Regions from separate parts of the Homo sapiens genome. Here all the other regions are linked to region 6. Evidence: chromatin contacts called from ENCODE Hi-C or POLR2A ChIA-PET data. All regions are on one chromosome and are shown on one strand. Each heading gives the region's core, a stretch centred on a gene start or an enhancer-like site at or near the end of the contact. The rest is flanking DNA. Distances are from core to core; before and after follow the strand shown. Region 1 has its middle 17 kb from the start of TRIM8. Region 2 holds the start of GBF1 (golgi brefeldin A resistant guanine nucleotide exchange factor 1). Region 3 holds the start of STN1 (STN1 subunit of CST complex). Region 4 holds the start of FBXL15 (F-box and leucine rich repeat protein 15). Region 5 holds the start of SFR1 (SWI5 dependent homologous recombination repair protein 1). Region 6 holds the start of NT5C2 (5'-nucleotidase, cytosolic II).

Region 1 (3,112 bases), core at 578-3,077, 530 kb before region 6:
CCTGATGCTCTGCACAGAGCTGTAAGTCCGCAGCCCATGCACTTCTGTAATCTGCTGGGTGCCTAGTTATCTTTCTTCTTGTTTGGGCAGAATCCGGGCCTGAATGCCACCCACCCCAGGAAGCCCAGGACAAGGCAGACAGCCTTGTAAAGTCCCATTCCTGCCAGGCGCGGTGGCTCATGCCTGTAATCCCAGCACTTTGGGAGGCTGAGATGGGCGGATCACCTGAGGTCGGGAGTTCGAGACCAGCCTGGTCAACGTGGTGAAATTTCATCTCTATTAAAAATACAAAAATTAGCCGGCATGGTGGTGGGCGCCTGTAGTCCCAGCTACTCAGGAGGCTGAGGCAGGAGAATCGCTTGAACCTGGGAGGCAGAGGTTGCAGTGAGCCGAGATCGTGCCACTGCACTGCAGCCTGGGTGACAGAGCCAGACTCCATCTCAAAAAAAAAAAAAAAAAGTCCCATGCCAGTGGTCCAAGCCTCACTGACCCCTAGCCACCCCTCCCCTCAGAAAAATAAAGGCTTGCCGAGCACGTTGGCTCATGCCTGGAATCCCAGCAGTTTGAAGGTGGATGGATCACTTGAGTTCAGGAGTTCAAAACCAGCCTGGGCCACATGGTGAAACCCCATCTCTACTAAAACGAAAAATTAGCCAGGCGTGGTGCCACGGGCCTGTGGTCCTAGCTACTCTGGAGGCTGAAGTGGGAGGATTGCTTGATTGAGGCTGGGAGGTGGAGGTTGCAGTGAGCTGAGATCTTGCCACTGCACTCCAACCTGGGCAACAGAGCAAGATCCTGTCTCAAAGAAAAAAAAGAAAAATAAAGACTTTGGGGCTGGCCAGACCAAACCATAGCCTTGGTCTTGCTAACTGCCTCCGCCTTCCTGCCCTGAGGGAGTAGAGGATGACTCGGGTGGGGTGGTGGACCCTTGCTTCATTGTTCCCCTCCCCAGTGTGGCAGGGAGCCAGGAGCAGTATGACAACAGCTGGCCTACCCCTTCCCTCCCCGTGCACCTGTTTGGGGCTAAAGGGAGTGGGGAAATGACTGGAGCACAGTGCCCCTCCAGCCCAGGGTGCAGGATGCCTGGGGGCAGGTGCCGGTGGACAGTCACTTCACTCCACTCAAATCTGCTTCTGTCTCACTGTCCCTTTCTCCAGTTCTCAGGAGCCCTGAGACATCCCCCGTGCCAAGAGTTGGGAGCCAAGATAAAAAGCTGCCTAATTTCTTTCCCACTTGGCCTAGTTTTGTTTTGGCTGAGGGGAGAGGCCCTTTCCCCAGGTGCGTCAATCCACTGAGATGTGGAGGGGACATTCTGGTGGGAATGGGATGGGCTTGAGCCCCTCCATGTCCCAGCTTTGAAGCCCACTCCAGACAATGACACGCTCAGGCACACATCTATAGGTGAAGCAGCAGCTGCCCAGAGTTGGCTTGGGGGGGGTTCCCTAGGCAGCCAGGGAAGCAGGGAGACGCTAACCCACCCAGCTGTCCCCAGCCACCCAGCTGTCCCTGGCTTTGTAGGAGCAGCTGTCACCCAGCTCCCAAAAGGGTCGGGGCAGAGGAGGCCCAGAAAGAGCTGGGGCTGCCCCAGGGAACAGGCTTATTCAGAAGTCATCGGAGGGGCCTTCTCTGCCCTGAACTGGTGGCCCCTTGGAGGGCTGGCTGCAGCCACAGGTGCCCCAGTGCCCAGCCCTCCCCTCCTGCCTTCCCCCAAAGGCCATCACGCCTCCCCTTTCCGGGAAGGGTTGGGGATCTGACCACGTCTCCCTACCCCACAGACTGGGGCCGACAGCTCCTGTGGCCCAGATGTGCTGAGCCCGCAGCGAGGCCACCGCGAGGGAGTGGGTGGGGGTGGTTTCCTCTGCTGCCTGCCGGCCCCAGCTCTTTCATGTTGCCGCCCTCCCCATCCCAGCCCGGAGCCAAGCAGCTGGGCCGCTCCTGCCCCCTCCCTCGGCCTCGCTCCCAGCTGTCTTTGGGGTGGGGCAGGGCAGCTGGGGAACAGCTGCAAGGCAGGAGCCTGGGGGGTGATGGGTGCCCCCTGCAACTGCCGGAAACGGTCTTTGGGCCAAGAAGGGAGTCTGAAGGGTGGGGGTGGAGAGGGCGAGGCCTAGGGGATGATCGGCTCCACCCCTTCTCCCAGCGCATCTGGCCAGGAGACCCCAGCTCAAAGCCCCCTCCAGCTTCAAAGGGCACCCTGGGGTGGGAGGCAGGAGACGAGGGTGGATGCCCTGACCCACTGAGTCCGCACCCCAGGGCCCCTCTCTCCAAGCTGTGACCTCACCTCAGGGTTCTTAACAGGCCTTGCTAACACTCTCCCACTCAGATCCTGTCATTGTCACCATGGCCTTCCTAAGACACCCTCATCTTCTCCCATCCGAGGGTGGGGGAGAACCAATTCGATTCGCAACTTCAGGACCCAGGACCCATCTAGCCGCCTGGGGGATTCCCTACCCCACCTCTGCAGCCTGTAAATTCTGGGGGAGGAGGCCCTGGAGGGAGGATCAGAGGCATGTCCTTCCCCAACCTCCCACTCTGGCCTACTAAGAAATGGGAGCAGGGCTGACCCTATGAAAGTGTGGGAGGTGAAGGAGCTGGAGTCGTGATTCCTGGGTATCCCCAGACAGACATCACCACACTACAGCCCCTCTTCTAAGGTGATCCCAGCACTTTGGGAGGCTGAAGCAGGAGGATCCCTTGATGAGACCAGCATGGGCAGTATAAGGAGATCCTGTCTCTATAAAAAATTAAAATATTAGGCTGGGCGCGGTGGCTCATGCCTGTAATCCCAACACTTTGGGAGGCCAAGGCAAGCAGATCACTTGAGGTCAGGAGTTCGAGACCAGCCTGGCCAACATGGTGAAAGCCCAACTCTACTAAAAATAAAAAAAATTATCTGGGCCGGGCACGGTTGTTCACACCTGTAATCCCAGCACTTTGGGAGGCTGAGGCAGGCGGATTACGAGGTCAGGAGATGGAGACCATCTTGGCCAACATGGTGAAACCCTGTCTCTACTAAAATACAAAAACTTAGCTGGGCGTGAAGGCACATGCCTGTAATTCCAGCTACTTGGAAGGCTGAGGCAGGGGAATCGCTTGAAACTGGGAGGCGGAGGTT
Region 2 (2,907 bases), core at 318-2,817, 950 kb before region 6:
ACTAAAAATACAAAAATTAGCCTGGTGTGGTGGCAGATGCCTGTAATCCCAGCTACTTGGGAGGCTGAGGCAGGAGAATCACTTGAACCCAGGAGGTGGAGGTTGCAGTGAGCCAAGATCACAGCACTGCACTCCATCCTGGATGACAAAGCAAGACTCTCTCAAAACAAACAAACAAACAAAAGACAAAAAAACAAAACAAAACAAAAAAATAGCGCATCGTAGCACACGGATGGTCTTTGGATGTCTGGTTTTGAGACTACTTTCCTATGTGGTTAGTTATAGAGCTTCCCTGGACTTGGGTCGTCCATAATTGGGAGGATGTATGGAAAGAATTAGGTATTTTTTTTTCACTGCCTCCCAGCAGCTTCTCCAGGTCTGCAGGGACACTGGGGCTCTAGTGTCCCAAATAGGCTGGGAATTTCATGATTCAGTCTCCTAGGAGAAAACCCATCCTCTTGTCCTCTTCTCACGCATTCTCACTTCCAGGTAATACAGGTAATTCTAAATAGCTTAGTAACCTCTATCATCTCTTGCAAGGGGAGGAGGCAGCTGGGGGCAAGACAGTGAAAACAGGTGGGCATCCAACCCTCAGGCCCCTTAGCGTTTCTAAGGCAAACAAGAAAGACTTCTGTTTCCTATCACTGATGAGGTGGGCTAAGCTGCGTATTTAGCCTGGTGGATAAGGCCCGTCAAAGGCTTGGTATGAAAGGCAGACCGGGAGTCAAAGCCCGATATACTAAGGCATAAGAGGTGACAAAAGGCGATGAAAAGAGTTGGCCTGGGGGTGAGGAGACCCAGGGGTTCGTCTCTCTGCTCTGCTATTTACTAATTATGTGAACATGGGCCCAGCCTTCCACCCTGGGGCTGTTTCCTATAATGTAAAATGAAGAGACTTAAATTAGATATCCAGGGCTTCTGCTACGTCCCATTTTCTCTATTTCTGGATGATGGGAGTGGGGCAGAGGACGCTGAAACAGAGTTGGGACGTGACAGACATAACTGTGAGAAGCCACGACAGGGAAGGTGGACAAGAGGGCGAGGAGAGCAGGGTGTGGAATAGATCGCTGGACTTGTTTTTAGAATGAAGGGAGCCCAGAGCTGCCTCGAAAAGGAGTGATTCCTCAAGGGGCATGGTCTTGGCCCAGGTAACTTTGATAATACGTGGACAGGGGAGTAGGGATGCCCGCTCAAGTTCTCAAAGCGGACCCCGCCCCTTTCCAGCCAATTGTAGCCTTTTTCCCCATAATGCCCAGCAGCCACTGCCAAACCGCGCACTGCAACCGAACTCTACCTAACTCCACCTCTCTAGCCGCCCAGCCCAGTTCCTCATTTTTTATTGGTTTTTTAAACTGTCACTCAGAGAGTACTCGTATCCGTTGGTTGTCCCCTAACATACCCTTTCTTTCCCTTGTAATCGCGCTTCTTTAGGCACTACCCGCCTCCTGAAGCCAATTTCCTTTATTCGATTGGATAGTCGGAATGCTACTTTTCACGGTGCAAAGCTATGATTGGCTGCGCGCGGCAGGGCTCGCGCAGTTACCAGGCAGCGGGCTAGACTGAGGCTAGTTACCACGTCAGTGAGCTGACAGGGAAGGTACCCGGCTCTACTGCCCGTCCCGGACGACTCATCCTGGCGGACTGTGCAGTCCCACCCTGACTTCGGCCTCAATTTCCAGGAAACAGGCTCCTTCTCTTCTCCCATCTGCTACCAGAGCCGGGAGAGCTGCTCGGAGACGCCTCCGGGGTGCGGGCTGGACATGAGCAGCGGCTGCCGGTCCTGGGACTAGGCCCCGCCATTTTGGATCCGCTGACAGGTCAGCGAAGTCTCTTCCTAGAGTTCCGGTGTCGTGAAGGCCGCCCTGACATCGCAATAGGGAATTAGTGGGAAGGGCCCTTAAATTGGGCGAGCCAAGGTGGGCTAAGGACGCAGCGGACAGGAATAAGACGAGGGAAGGGTTGTTGTGGGAGGGAACAGGGAGGTATGCAGGGGCAAAGGTCATGCCTCTGCCGCAGGAGGGGCGATTTCTGCTCTCATTACTGATCCTTTGCAGGTGCCCAAATCTTCTGTTTTCCCAGGCTTGACCTAGTATTTAGCTTCTCCTTTCCAGCGCTTTCTGCATCCTGAAGAGCCCAGTACTCAAAAGCTGAAAGCAAACCTAAGGAGCATTGTGTCTACTTTTATGGGTTTTCAGACTTTAGATGTGAAAGTCTCTCTAGATTCTGTACAGCGTCTACTTCTTTGTGATTGCCTCACTAATACAAAGGAACTGCTTCATTAATAATGATGAACTAGTGCACCCTAGAATCAGGTTGTCAGCAGAGGGACGTGTGGAAGGCTTGAGGTTATAGCAGCGCAGGGAACTGGGCTATGAGAAGGCTTCCCTCTTACAGGACAGCTCAGCTGCCAGTCTGGGTCTGTATGTAAACACTATACTTATCTTCTGGGCCTGTTTGTTCCTTTATACAATCTTTCACAGGCATTCTTTTGTAGTGTATGTTTTTGTTGACATTTTTCTCTCAGATCTTCACTAAGGAGATGAGGCTTAATCATAAGGAAACCACTCTATTATGACATATTTGACTGACAGCAGAGAGAGATATTTGAATACTGGCAAAGTTTGGTATTGTCGGCCTATTATGTTTAGTGGGCAAAAAGAGTCATGAGAGATTTTCAGCCAATTGTAGGGTCAGAGCCCCAGAGTGAATGATGGAACATAACCCTAGAGAGTAGTTTATGGCACTGTGATGACCTTTGATAAACTGCTGTGTTGTAAAGCTATAAAAGTCCACCAAGGGTAACGAATGCTTTTAGAAATAAGGAATAGTGTAGATGGTGTTTTTTAATGCACAATGTGGAAACTTGTGCATTAATTCAGGTATAAAAGGCACTCTAGGCCCTGTGGA
Region 3 (2,752 bases), core at 203-2,702, 720 kb after region 6:
ACTATACTTGTTATATTTTTAGGTAAGATAAGCCTATCTCTAGTAGCCACTATTCTAATACAAAAAAAAAAAAAGAAAATTTAAACTTTACATGTATAATGCCTTGTTGCTTCAACTGCTATTTCTATTTGAGGGCCCACTATATGCCAGGCACTGTTCTAAGCCCTGGGATTACAAAGGTGAACAAGACAGATGATGTTCTTCCTCTCAGGGAGTTTATAATATTTTGATTCTGCTTAATTCAAAAGAAAACAAACCCCCTTTACATATCAGGAATCAAAAGATTCCATTACACAGGGTTAAGCTCCATTTTTACAAAGAAACCCAGACTTTGCAGAAGGTGAGTCACATGCCCGGACCAGGTAAGTGGCACATTTAGGAAAGGAGCCAGGCCTAGGAATATCTGGCCCAGCGATCTCTCCAACAGGAGCAGGGCCAAAGAAAAACAAATGAGCATTTTTAAGCATGAAAGACCCTAAATGGAGGTAAAAACCCCAGTACAAAAGTTACTCCCCCAAACACCTACTAAAAAAAAAAAAAAAAAAAAAAAGATTTAGACTGTTTTTTTTACCTTGCAAATAAATGAACTCATGCGAAGGTCCAGGCTAGGTCCCTTTCAAAGCCTGCAGCAGGGAAGGCTCTCCTAAAAGCCTCTAATCCCAGCTTTCTGAGACTTTGGGAAAGGGTGGCAGATGCAGCCCAGGGCATCCCAGGGTGGCTAGCCACATACCTGGCACCTGGCGGGACTCCTTCATGTCCAGGATATCCCTGATGTAGAGTTTTGCAAAGGCTAGAAACACAGGATCCAAACCCCACAAGAGGGAAGGGGTCTCCTCTTCACACCGGCTGGATCCAGGCTGCATCAAGAGGCAGGGCTGTGGCTTCCAGCTAACTCTGAAAGGTTCTGCATCACTGAGTCAAGCATCTAGATGGGACACAGAAATGAGGATGCAATGCGTTTAACGTGGGTCAAAGTGGCACGGCCCTGACGCTGCTCCCAGGTGGGCGTCCAGGACTCCAGGAGGGGTGAACGCAGGGATCCAGGGCCCTGTCAAACTCCATGCCACGGGGCGTGTTAAGAGGCGTTCCTCACGTCAGGACGCCTGCGTTCCTTACGGCTCTCCCGCTGTTCTCCTTCCCACAAAGCACCAACTTCGGAACGGCTAAACATCAACTTTCACTCTGGGAAGATACGTCTGTACAGGCGTAGCAGAAACCGCTTGGGGTCCCGGGAGGAACGGGCGCCCTCGCAGCCCTGCACGTGTTGGGGCATAGTGGATGGGTCTGACTGTCGCTCTGCCCTAAACTTTCCGCTTTTGGGGATGAGCCAAGAAAAGGAGGAAAAAAGATACTAAAAAATGGACCCACTTGTAGCCCCTCCCGCCGCCTGCAGCTCCAGGAGCCCTGAGACCTGGCCCTTCCGGCGCTCGGAGCCGCTGGCGGCGACGACCCCGCCCGGCGCAGGAGCAGTTGGCTGAGGTCGTCTCTGGAGTTCCGGCCTGAGCCCGCCCCCTGCCCCGCCAGGGACCAACCCCGGTCTCCCCGCCAGCGCATTTCCTTTCTGCTGCAGCGCCTCGCCACGGCTCCGCCCCATCTCTCCCGAAGTCCCGCCTCATCCCACCCAGACCCCACCCATCCCGCCGCGGCCACGCCCCATCCTGCCCGAAGCCCCGCCCCATCCCGCCCGAAGCCCCGCCCCATCCCGCCGCGGCCCAACCATCCGCTAGGCCCCATCCAGCCGAAGTCCAGCCCGTTCCGTGCCCCGCCTCAGCGCAGCGTACTTTTGGTTCAGGCAGCGCTGCAGCCCCGCCTTCGTGCTAGCCTCCACCGCTGAGGCCTAGGAGGCGACCTTGAAATTCCTGCAGTTCTAACGCCGCTCTTCTAGTCACCTTTCACCCCTCCTCCTGCTGGTGGCGGGACCCTGAACCTGGGCCTCCTAGAGGTTGGGTCAGGATCAGACTATTTTTCTTTTTGATTCCTGATATGTAAAACAGATAAAAAGTAAGCAGTGCCACGAGTGCATTGTGGCATATTTTAAATGTTCATTTACAGTTGGTAAGTGACCTGACTCACACACTTAGGACTCTAGTTTCACTTGGAGATGTCAATATCTAAATTTGAGCCCTCGAGTGAATGTGAGGTCTTGACTCTGCCAGAGACTAGCCGTGCAAAATCATGACAATACATTTTGTCTCCTTTACCCTTGTTCGGTCTACAGTCTGGAAGGTTGTACACTTAAGAACTTTGAAAAGCTGGCATTTTGGTAAATCATGGCCACCTTGATGGTGCTTAGTCTCCAGAATTTCTATTTTAAAGTGAGGAAAGATAGCCACGTTCCACTCCCATAAAGAGCTACGTTACCCGAGACGTCAGGAATTCTTCCTAATTTACAGAGACTCTGGAAAATGGCAGGGGAGTACAGATCACCCTGGCAGACCATTCCCGGGGGAGGCAGGTGGTGGCCAAAGAGATAATTGCTAAACTATTTATCAGAGAAGGAACTTGGAGCCGCTGGAATGGAAAGTGTGTGTGTCATTAGACCCATGGCATTTAATTACCTCCCCGGCCATTTAAGAAGCTCAAAAACAAGAGTCCTTGGTAAAATACATTGCCCAGATTCTACTGCAATGAACACTAGGAAATGTAGGGTTTAAGATTTAATTAAGAGAAGACACTGGCTGGGCGCGGTGGCTCACACCTGTAATCCCAACATTTTGTGAGGCCGAGGCGGGCAGATCACGAGGTCAGGAGT
Region 4 (3,121 bases), core at 585-3,084, 770 kb before region 6:
ACCCTCACGTGCCCCACCCCACTTGTGTCCACGTCTCTCTCGCCCACCGCCCCTTGAGCCACACGTAAGGCCCGGCTGCACACGCGTGTCCCGCTCCAGACCCCACGCGTGTCCCTAGGAGGCTGCCACATGACCTGTTACATGCCACACGCGCTCCCGCCCCCACGAGCACGCGGCCGCGCCAAGCACACGGTATGGGTGTAGACTGGACCCGCCCCCTAAATCCAGGAGACCATCAACTATGGAAAGGAGATCTAGGGAACACCGTCTTGAACCCGCCAGGGGTTTTGAGTCTCGGACCCAGGAGATCCAACCCTGACCACCCTCCCAGGATGCAGCAGGGGGATGTTAAATCAGACTTCAGGAAGAACTTCCTTGCTGCCTGAGTTAGGTGTCGTCACGCCTGCCCAGGGGTAAGAGGTTAGACGGGATGAACTAGGGACCGGAAGACGTGGGGGACCGGCAACCCTTGTGCCCTTGGCCAGGGTAGAAGGGGGCCCTGCTATTTTAAGAAAGAGCCGCTGGAGTTACTATGGCAACTACTCTCTTTGGGAGGGCCAGGGCGGGCAGATGGTGACCTCGGAAGGAAGAAGGGGTCTGTTCGGGCAGTCAGGGGGCGCGAGGACGTGCGAGGCGGGGGCGCGCGGGGCTCACCGCGGGGAGGGGCGGCGCGGACTCCGCGTGGTGCTGAAGGGGACAGCGCCAGATTTGTCGCACTGCGCAGGCGCAGAGGCGCGAACAAAGAGGGGAGGGGGACGAGGCGCGCGGCCGGAGGTGGTGCGCGCTCACGTGGCTCTATCTTTGCAGGGGTCTGTCCTCCCAGCTACCCCCTCCCTAAGCAGGCTGAGGAAGAAGAGATAGCAAGCCCTCACCTAACTTGACCCCTTTCTTGTCTCTCCCCGCTGCTAGCTTCTCCCTTCTCGCTGCCTTGCGGGGTGGGGAAACGTGGAAGGAATTCTGGGAAAACCAGATGTCTGGGTTCTCTATTCCCGTCTGGCTTGATTCTGGACAAGGGGCTTCCTCTCCAGGGCCTCGGTTTCCCCATCTTTAAAATGGACTGATAGCATAGACCTGCCCACCTTTCAGAGGTGCCCGAAGCCTTGACGAGATAACAGATGAGAAGTGGTTTTCGTTGTGATGAGCCAGCTGAAGCGGTTGCACCGGAGCGCCAGACCGTCAGCGGTGCAGTGGCTCTCGCGTCCTTCACATCCCCCCACACCCATCCCGTGGATGATGGGGGAAGGCACTACTCCTGGGGTTCCCCGAAGCGGATCCTGGGACTGGGACCTGGGGACGCGGTGAGAGGCAGCCCTGAAGCTGAGTCCAGAGGTCTGGGGCGTCATTGTCCCAGGGCGGACCCAGCCCCAGACCCTACAACTAAACCCAAGGCCAGCCGAGAAGCACTACCACTGGCGGGCTGAGCTGAGCTCTCATTCTTCTTAGGACTCTGGACCTTTGGAGGAAATGAAAGGGACCCAGTTGGAAATATAGTCTTTCTTCGCGCCCCCTACATCTCTCTCCCCCGGCGGAAACGCGGCCCAAACTGTTACGAAGTGGAAGAGGCTGGATAGCTCTTCATAATTAATCAGGAATGGGAGGTTTGAGCAGGTTTACTTGATGAGGGAAACATTATAGCCTCGCCAATTCATTCATTATTTCAACAATTACTTATTGAACACCTGCTACGTGGCAGACAGTAAGAGCCTGGATAGTTTCTCCCCGTTTTTCAAAGTCGCTAAACGCGACCAGAGGGCAGAGGAGAGGCCGGTAACCTAAGAGTCCTGGCTCCGCCCCCTCCGCGTTTGGCCTTGCCTGCTCCTCCCACCACCACTTCGCTCAGAGGCGGCTACTGGCTCAAGAGGACGACAGAAGCCAGTCTCTGATGCCCACCGCATTCTCCAGCTTCAGGCCTCAAGCCCTGTAGCCGAGAAGGCGAGGCCTAATGTTACACCACCGGTCTGTTCCGCCTCCGTTTCGGGGTCCACCCGAAAAGCTTTCAGATCGGATCCTCGGTGAGACGGCACTCGATTAAATAGGTCTGTCTCTACAGGCCAAGGAGGCGGGTTTGGTGCGGCCACTCCAAGGCCAAAGCGAGAAAATCTTACTGCGCACGCGCAATAGACAGCCGATGGAGCCACCGATGGAGCCGTCCGGAGGGGAGCAAGAGCCCGGAGCCGTCAGGTACCGAGCACCGGAGGGGCCGAGAGGGAAGAGGAACCTGAGGGAGGGGAGCCGAGCCGGGGCTGGGTCTGGGGGCCGCTCTTGGGAGCTGGGGCGCAGGAACATAACGGAGGCGGACTCGCAGGTAATAGTGGCCCCGGGACGCCAGTGCCAACGCCCCTTTACTCGCAGGTTCCTGGACCTGCCCTGGGAAGACGTGCTGCTCCCACACGTCCTGAACCGGGTCCCGCTGCGCCAGCTGCTCCGGCTGCAGCGCGTTAGCCGGGCCTTCCGGTCGCTGGTGCAGCTTCACCTGGCCGGGCTGCGTCGCTTCGATGCCGCGCAGGTGAGCCGGGGGCTGAAGCCCCGCCCCTGCCTGGGTACCGCCCCGCCTCTAGCCCAGCCCCCAGCCCCGCAGTATGCCCTTCTGGACCCCCTTGGGCCGCCGGGGCTGCCCGGAAGGGATCCACGCACCAAAGGGCAAATACTCGGTAGCGACTCAGAGGGAAAGTGGGGTCTCTCCTGGGAGAGCAGGAGGCTGCCAGAAAAGAACTCAGGTCAGGGGTGCATAGGCGGCTGAGGAGTGCGGGACGGGCTGAGAGTTGGGGTGCCTCCCCGCCCGCAGGTGGGTCCGCAGATCCCGCGGGCCGCATTGGCCCGGCTGCTGCGGGATGCCGAGGGGCTGCAGGAGCTGGCACTGGCGCCGTGTCACGAATGGCTGTCAGACGAGGACCTGGTGCCGGTGCTGGCGCGGAATCCGCAGCTGCGGAGTGTGGCGTTGGGCGGCTGCGGGCAACTGAGTCGCCGGGCGCTTGGGGCTTTGGCCGAGGGCTGCCCACGCCTGCAGCGCCTGTCGCTCGCGCACTGTGACTGGGTGGACGGGCTGGCGCTGCGCGGCCTCGCTGATCGCTGCCCGGCCCTGGAGGAGCTGGATCTCACCGCCTGCCGCCAGCTCAAGGAC
Region 5 (2,845 bases), core at 258-2,757, 930 kb after region 6:
TCTCACCAGTTCTCATTTAATTCTCCAATCCCATATTAAGAGGTGAAGAAACTGAGGCACAGAATCACCTCATTAAGAAGCACATAAAGTATGGTGCCAGGATTTGAACCTAGACAATTTGACTGTAACGTGTACGCCCCTAATCATTCCCTTAGGTAGTCCTCAGGTTCTGTAATTATTATACCTGACTGCTTAAGACTCAGGTAACTCCCTTTTGGCCACTTCTAAGCCACTACTGTCAGATGTTATTAATAGTAAAGAGACGATATCAATGTTTAAAATGGCCATTCAATAAGAGGACTGAAAACACTGGCCCCTGGAAATTCCCAACTTCCACGTGACTCAGAAGTTACTCAACTCTTTCACTAAACCCAGTGCTCCACCCAATGTAGCTAACTTTGTCGTCGCGTAGCAACAGAACCTCGCCATACTGGAAGCGGGGCGCGGGGGGGGGATTTTCTCGACTGAGGATGCTGCTGCCCGGTAGCCAGCAAGGGCCCTGTCGGTCTCAAACGTGAATTTTGGACCGACACAATCTCATGTAGTGATTGTTCTGCTTCCTGTGTTGCGCCACAACAAATTTCCTTGGGCTACATTTTCCCTCAGATTTGAGTAAAAGATTTGAGGTCACGCTAAGGAGCCTGCATACTGAGGTACAGAAACGGTTTTTTGTTTACAACAACAACAAAAAACCTCGCGACGGGACCGCCGAGTTTGCGGCAGCCAAAAAAGCTAGCGATGAGCTCAGCTAAAGTGCCGGGACTCTCGGATAGATTTCTAACATGTTTGAAATGTGGACCCCAACGCTGGAACCCAACGCTGTTCTTTTGTGGTCTCTGGAACCACCACGCTGGAATAGGCTGGAACCCAACCAACGCTGTTCTTTTGTGGTCTCTGCCTCTGGGGAGTCCACAAGCTGTAAATCTAACATGCAGCCAGCCGTGCGGCTTCTGGCCGCCCCACGTCTGAGTAAAGCCTTCACTGTGACTAGCAGGGAGAGGAGACTGACTGGAGCCAGAGAATGGAGGCGGCGGGCTGGCGGGGGTGGGGAGAGGCACTTTCAGGCGCACTTCACAGACGCACAAAAACAAGGAAGCCTGAAGGGAAGGCGGTTGAAAATAAGGCAACAGAAGCCGCGAACGGAAGCGCGCCCCCCTCAGGATTGGTTTAACATTCCGAAGCTCAGCCTCGCCCGCCCCGAAGACCTGCTGCGGATCGCGGCCGCGCGCGCGCGCACTCACGCTGCTCTCGGGCGCTGGGCGGGGAGAGCCGCGCGCACCGGTTAATTCTGCCAATCATGCGTCTGGGCCTCCCATCGTGTGGGCCAAGCCCCGCCCCAACCACCCGCTGGCGGAGGCGCGCGCGCAGTCCCACCGCTCTGAGTCGCTGAGTGAAGCGGCGCCTCGCGCGTCAGGCAATCTGGCCAATTGCGCATCTTTTCCGCCTACCGCACGGCCCCGCCCCTGCCACAGGATCGATTTACGGCCGCAGGTGCGCGCGCTTTTTTGCTCTCGCTGGGAATGGCGGAGGGAGGTACCCTGCTGAGGGGAAGGGGGGATCCCTGACACCTGGGCTTCCCCGGGAGTCGGCTGTGGAGTCGAGTTGAGCTCCCTTTCCGGGTCTGGGGAACTCAACCTCACCTTATGCCTGGGGTCTCCGGGGAACTAGTGGGCTTTCTGCAACGGGGGGAAGGAGGGGACGACTCCCGCCCCTAGTTTACCCCTCAAAAGTTAATGCCTTTGTCGGAGGAAGCAATTTCAGTCCACTCTCCTTTTCAGTCCCTGTTGGCCGCTTAAACTAAAAGGCTACAGACGGGCTTAAATGCGTCTCCGCTGTGTTTCTTATGCCTCGGGCCGGCAGGGTAACGGGTTCTAGTCACAGCTTGTAGAGTTCAGGATGGGTGACATTCAGGTCCTATTGTTTTTGAGTCAAGGTTTCGGCTATAGCTTCTTGAATTATGAAGCTGTCATAATAAAGAATTCCTGATTATCTAAAGCTGTTATTCTTCCCTACTTCCAAGGCAGAATTTGAATATATTTTGGTGGATGAAACGAAAACAAGGAGAGTCTTGTGACTATGAGATACTAGCTGGTTGATGTATCATGAAAAACTTAGTGGTCCCTATGTGGGAAGGTAAATGGAAAACTGCAAAAAGAGCAAGAATGAATTACAAAGTGAAATTAGAAGAAATATCTGGCTTACTTGTGGATGCTTTGTACACCAATACAATATATTATTTGATAAAAGTCGACTATAGAGAGGTGTGGTTAATTCGATTATTTTATAATTTTTCTTTTTTAGAGAAAAACCAAGATTTCACTTTCAAGATGGAAAGTCCGTCAGACTCAGCTGTGGTTTTACCTAGCACTCCTCAGGCCTCTGCGAATCCATCATCTCCCTATACAAATAGTTCCCGAAAACAAGTATGAAAATCTTTGTTCTTCCAGTGGATCCATTATGTGTTTCTAAGTATTGTGGCAGTGGTGGTTTAAATTCTACGGAAGGTTGTTAATTAACATAATGTGTAGCATAAATAAGTAGACATTTTATTAAATAATTTTGTTTTTCTTCTAAGGTGACATATATGACACCCACCAGCCCCCTTCCATATTTTCCTCTTGAATGAATTCATTTCAGTTAGTTTCAGATTAGGTTATTACAATACTCCAGATGGAGAAAGTTTGCATCTGTGCAATATTATTATGAAGGTCTTTAGTGGCAGAGTCTAGGTCTTTTCCTTACTCTGTAATTCTGAAGCACCTGGAGTACTATCAGGCATGTGCTTGTTACTGAACAAATGTTCCTTGATTACTGGGATAAACTTCTCAACACTTTTGGAAAGGTG
Region 6 (2,700 bases), core at 34-2,533:
ATTTTTTTTCTCTTTTCGAACTTCACCCTTTCAGGCCTGGATGTCTTCATCTGGATAAATTCTAACCGTTGTTGAAAAGCCATGTGGTAAATATTTTTGAAACCTAAAGCCTTCTCTACGCAATAACACTAAGTTTTCATGGTAAATGACACAGTTTCAATATTCTCCCTTTCACATTATGGTCAGTAGTTTGCATTCGTTGCTTGAAGAGGCGAAATGAATAGTCTACAGACACTGGGAACCAAGTACAGCTCAATCCTGAAGAACTCATCGGCCCCTGGACGGGCGCGCACACACCCCCCTGTAATGGTGACTAGTCATTTCGGGGCGCTGTACTTCAGAGCACGACCCCCCTCAAACATCAAGGCCCTAAAGGTGAAAGCCCAGGAAAACGTCGATTCGGACAGCAGCCTCTACCTGCTGCTTTTAGAAGCTGTGGCCTGCCGGAGTCAAACCCCCAAAACGTTTTTCTTAAACTAAGGGTTCAGGCCTCAGATCGGCATCTCGCCCTCTCCGATTTCAGGAGCCCCGAAAAAAGGAGAAGAATAGGCCGCCACTGAACGGCTCAGCCCCCTGACCAGGAGCTGTCCGGATGTTTTTTGTGGCGGCTTGCAATTCGCTGTGACCTTTCCAGGAAGTGTTGCACACGGGCGTGTGGCAAACGAGCTGGCCGTTTCTCGCGGTCCTGCTAAAACGCTGTCAACCTGGCGCTCCACCAGAGGCCCCTTGGCTTCTCGGGAGGCGACCGAGGAGCTCTGGGGGCGGGGAGGCTTTTACAAGAAGCGAAAAGACGGCCTCAGGGGTGGCCGGGAACAGCCTGGAATCAGCTGGAGGACGTCAGCAGGACTGAGGAAAGGGCTACCACCAGCGTGAGGAAAGGGGGGAAGAGGGCGGAACGCGGCGAACGGCCGCGCTGGGAGGCTGAGGCGGGGTCCCAGCGAGCCGGCGGCTGGGAAACAATGGCGCGAGCGTGACGTGGGCCGGAGGCGTCGCGGCGGCGCGGAGGAAGGGGCTGCCGTGGGGCGGGGGCCGCACCGAGGGAGTTGGGAGGCGTGCGGCGTCCGCGAGCGCGCTGGCGGGGACTCGGCCTAAGGAGAGGGGCCTTGGGGCCATGGTCCCTGGGGGCCGGGGGCGGGGGCAGGCGGCGGCCGCTACCCTGGGGTCGCGTGTTCGGCCGCGCACCTCCCCACCTAGCTCCCCGTTCGCCCGCTCCTTCCCCGCCCGCCCACGGGGCCCGCCGCACTCACCGGCTCCAGCGCACCGCAACAATCCCAGCGCGCAACTGCCGCAGCCGCCTCAACGCGCGCCCTCCCCGCCCCCGCCGCCCGGCACCGCCCCGCGCCGCCCCTCTGCTCGCGCCCGGCCAGGGACCGGCGCGCTGTTCCGTCCCCCAGCTCCGCCGCAGAGTTCGGCGAAGCCGACGCTCCCTGACCGCGCTGCGTCTGTCTGTCCCGCGGGTCTGGAGATCTTCAAACGATGGAACACCGGCTTTGCCCTTCTGAGGGTCTCCATCCCTTGGCATTCTGCCTGCGCCCCTCAGCCTGGCCCTGGGCTAACCTCTCCACTGTGTCTCATTCAGAAGAAGCTTTTCCTTGGGAGGAGAGGGCATCCTTTTTCCCAGTCACAGAATGTTTTGGTCTAATGGACCTCAAGGCCCCTCATGCGTCCACACCCCCATGGCACCCTCGAATCCCCTTGATGGCTAAAAACACCAGCTTTGAAGTTTGTCAGAACGAGTTCCAGTCCCAGTACCACCACTTACAAACTGTAACCTCGGGCGAGGTACCTGACCTCCTATACCTGGTGCCCACATTTGTAGCACCAGGATAGGGAACAACAGTCCCCACATCAAAGGGTGTTGACGGGATGAAATCACACAATATAGGTGAGGCCCTCAGCAGGATCCTGGCACACAGTAAGCACTCAATAAATGTTCACCCCACCACCAGCAACTCAGCAGGAAGACTCCGCAAAAGCAGCTAGCTATTTCCAGAGGACTGAATTCCTTGGTCCGAGCAGCTCTCACCAGTGAGAAAATGTGTCTAAACTTCCACTCTCAGGGCCGAAATTCGATGCCTTGGAGCCACAGAGAACAAACGTCTAATCTCTCCTGGACCTTTGACTTTTCAGATACTTTACTTCTATCACCTCTGCCCAAGGTCTTCTCATTCCACATCAGTGTCTCCCGTTCCTTCCATTGTTCCTCCTCTGCCCTGGTTTTGAGGGTCTTTATCCCTCTCACGCAAATGGTAGATTTGACTGTGATTTCTTTAGAATACATCACCCAAGACTGAACCAAATGTTTGTGGTATCATCAGAGCAAAGCAGGACTATAGCTTCCTCCTTTTGGGACCTATCGCTTTGCACTCCTGCGATAAAGTTCTTGGCACCCATACTGTTGACTCATATTGGGCTTGCAGTCAACCAAAACCTCCGCGTCTTTTTAATAAGTGCTCCGCCAGAGCACTTCTACCCCTTCTTGTGCTTCTCAGCCAACTTCGCTTCAGGTCAGCTAAGGATAGACCTTGGGCCCCTCACCTTCTAAATTTCTCAGGATATATGGAAAAGAGGAATAGGGGTTGGAAGCTGGCATAACACAATCTTTAAACCAAGTGCATTTGAAAAAAGGCCAGGGTGGCGGGGCGTGGTAGCTCACACCTGTAATCCCATCACTTTGGGAAGCCAAGGCAGGTGGATCAT

The links. A loop is a pair of places that touch in the nucleus more often than their neighbours do. ChIA-PET counts read pairs that join two places held with the same protein, here RNA polymerase II (POLR2A). Pooled maps may share reads with other maps.
Region 1: a loop to region 6 is called in a pooled map, with 3 times the contacts of the local background. The contact joins the enhancer-like site here to the promoter of NT5C2 in region 6. A Hi-C loop is called at or near these places in 1 of 37 single-sample maps with no recorded cell type and 2 of 50 pooled maps. POLR2A ChIA-PET finds 5 or more read pairs at or near these places in 4 of 52 experiments (Caco-2, GM12878, K562 and 1 more).
Region 2: a loop to region 6 is called in a pooled map, with 11 times the contacts of the local background. The contact joins the promoter of GBF1 here to the promoter of NT5C2 in region 6. A Hi-C loop is called at or near these places in 6 of 50 pooled maps. POLR2A ChIA-PET finds 5 or more read pairs at or near these places in 4 of 52 experiments (BJ, GM12878, activated CD4-positive, alpha-beta T cell and 1 more).
Region 3: a map with no recorded cell type shows a loop between it and region 6 (6-fold over the local background). The contact joins the promoter of STN1 here to the promoter of NT5C2 in region 6. A Hi-C loop is called at or near these places in 2 of 37 single-sample maps with no recorded cell type and 6 of 50 pooled maps. POLR2A ChIA-PET finds 5 or more read pairs at or near these places in 1 of 52 experiments (H1).
Region 4: a pooled map shows a loop between it and region 6 (4-fold over the local background). The contact joins the promoter of FBXL15 here to the promoter of NT5C2 in region 6. A Hi-C loop is called at or near these places in 5 of 50 pooled maps. POLR2A ChIA-PET finds 5 or more read pairs at or near these places in 2 of 52 experiments (CD4-positive, alpha-beta T cell and OCI-LY7).
Region 5: a loop to region 6 is called in a map of CD4-positive, alpha-beta T cell, with 4 times the contacts of the local background. The contact joins the promoter of SFR1 here to the promoter of NT5C2 in region 6. A Hi-C loop is called at or near these places in 1 of 168 maps with a recorded cell type or tissue (CD4-positive, alpha-beta T cell), 1 of 37 single-sample maps with no recorded cell type and 10 of 50 pooled maps. POLR2A ChIA-PET finds 5 or more read pairs at or near these places in 2 of 52 experiments (CD4-positive, alpha-beta T cell and activated naive CD4-positive, alpha-beta T cell).

What each region holds. Positions count from the first base shown.
Region 1 is chr10:102,659,449-102,662,560 of GRCh38, forward strand. No RefSeq gene overlaps it. Among named protein-coding and RNA genes, the nearest start is that of TRIM8, 17 kb to the left of the region's middle. RefSeq lists a silencer at 1,820-1,879. Within about 2 kb of position 1,828, at least 25 of the 41 ENCODE cell types and tissues checked have a DNase peak (open chromatin) inside an H3K27ac peak, as active enhancers do; they include GM12878, where a contact is called at or near this core.
Region 2 is chr10:102,243,965-102,246,871 of GRCh38, forward strand. GBF1 (golgi brefeldin A resistant guanine nucleotide exchange factor 1) reads left to right here and starts at 1,568. Exons shown (of 40, transcript NM_001377137.1): 1 at 1,568-1,817. RefSeq lists enhancers at 1,316-1,375, 1,576-2,025.
Region 3 is chr10:103,916,732-103,919,483 of GRCh38, forward strand. STN1 (STN1 subunit of CST complex) reads right to left here and starts at 1,453. Exons shown (of 10, transcript NM_024928.5): 1 at 1,369-1,453; 2 at 731-925. The coding sequence starts at 863. RefSeq lists enhancers at 915-1,244, 1,104-1,749, 1,380-1,674 and a silencer at 1,415-1,764.
Region 4 is chr10:102,419,002-102,422,122 of GRCh38, forward strand. It overlaps FBXL15 (F-box and leucine rich repeat protein 15), which reads left to right and starts at 1,835. Exons shown (of 4, transcript NM_024326.4): 1 at 1,835-2,181; 2 at 2,353-2,506; 3 at 2,786-3,121. The coding sequence starts at 2,129. It also overlaps a transcript of PSD not described here. RefSeq lists an enhancer at 1,753-2,222 and a silencer at 2,463-2,632.
Region 5 is chr10:104,120,664-104,123,508 of GRCh38, forward strand. SFR1 (SWI5 dependent homologous recombination repair protein 1) reads left to right here and starts at 1,508. Exons shown (of 4, transcript NM_001002759.2): 1 at 1,508-1,533; 2 at 2,302-2,423. The coding sequence starts at 1,521. RefSeq lists enhancers at 1-770, 254-353, 926-1,589, 984-1,033 and a silencer at 1,274-1,503.
Region 6 is chr10:103,191,989-103,194,688 of GRCh38, forward strand. It overlaps NT5C2 (5'-nucleotidase, cytosolic II), which reads right to left and starts at 1,284. Exons shown (of 19, transcript NM_001351169.2): 1 at 1,248-1,284. RefSeq lists enhancers at 25-713, 714-1,400 and a silencer at 1,099-1,378.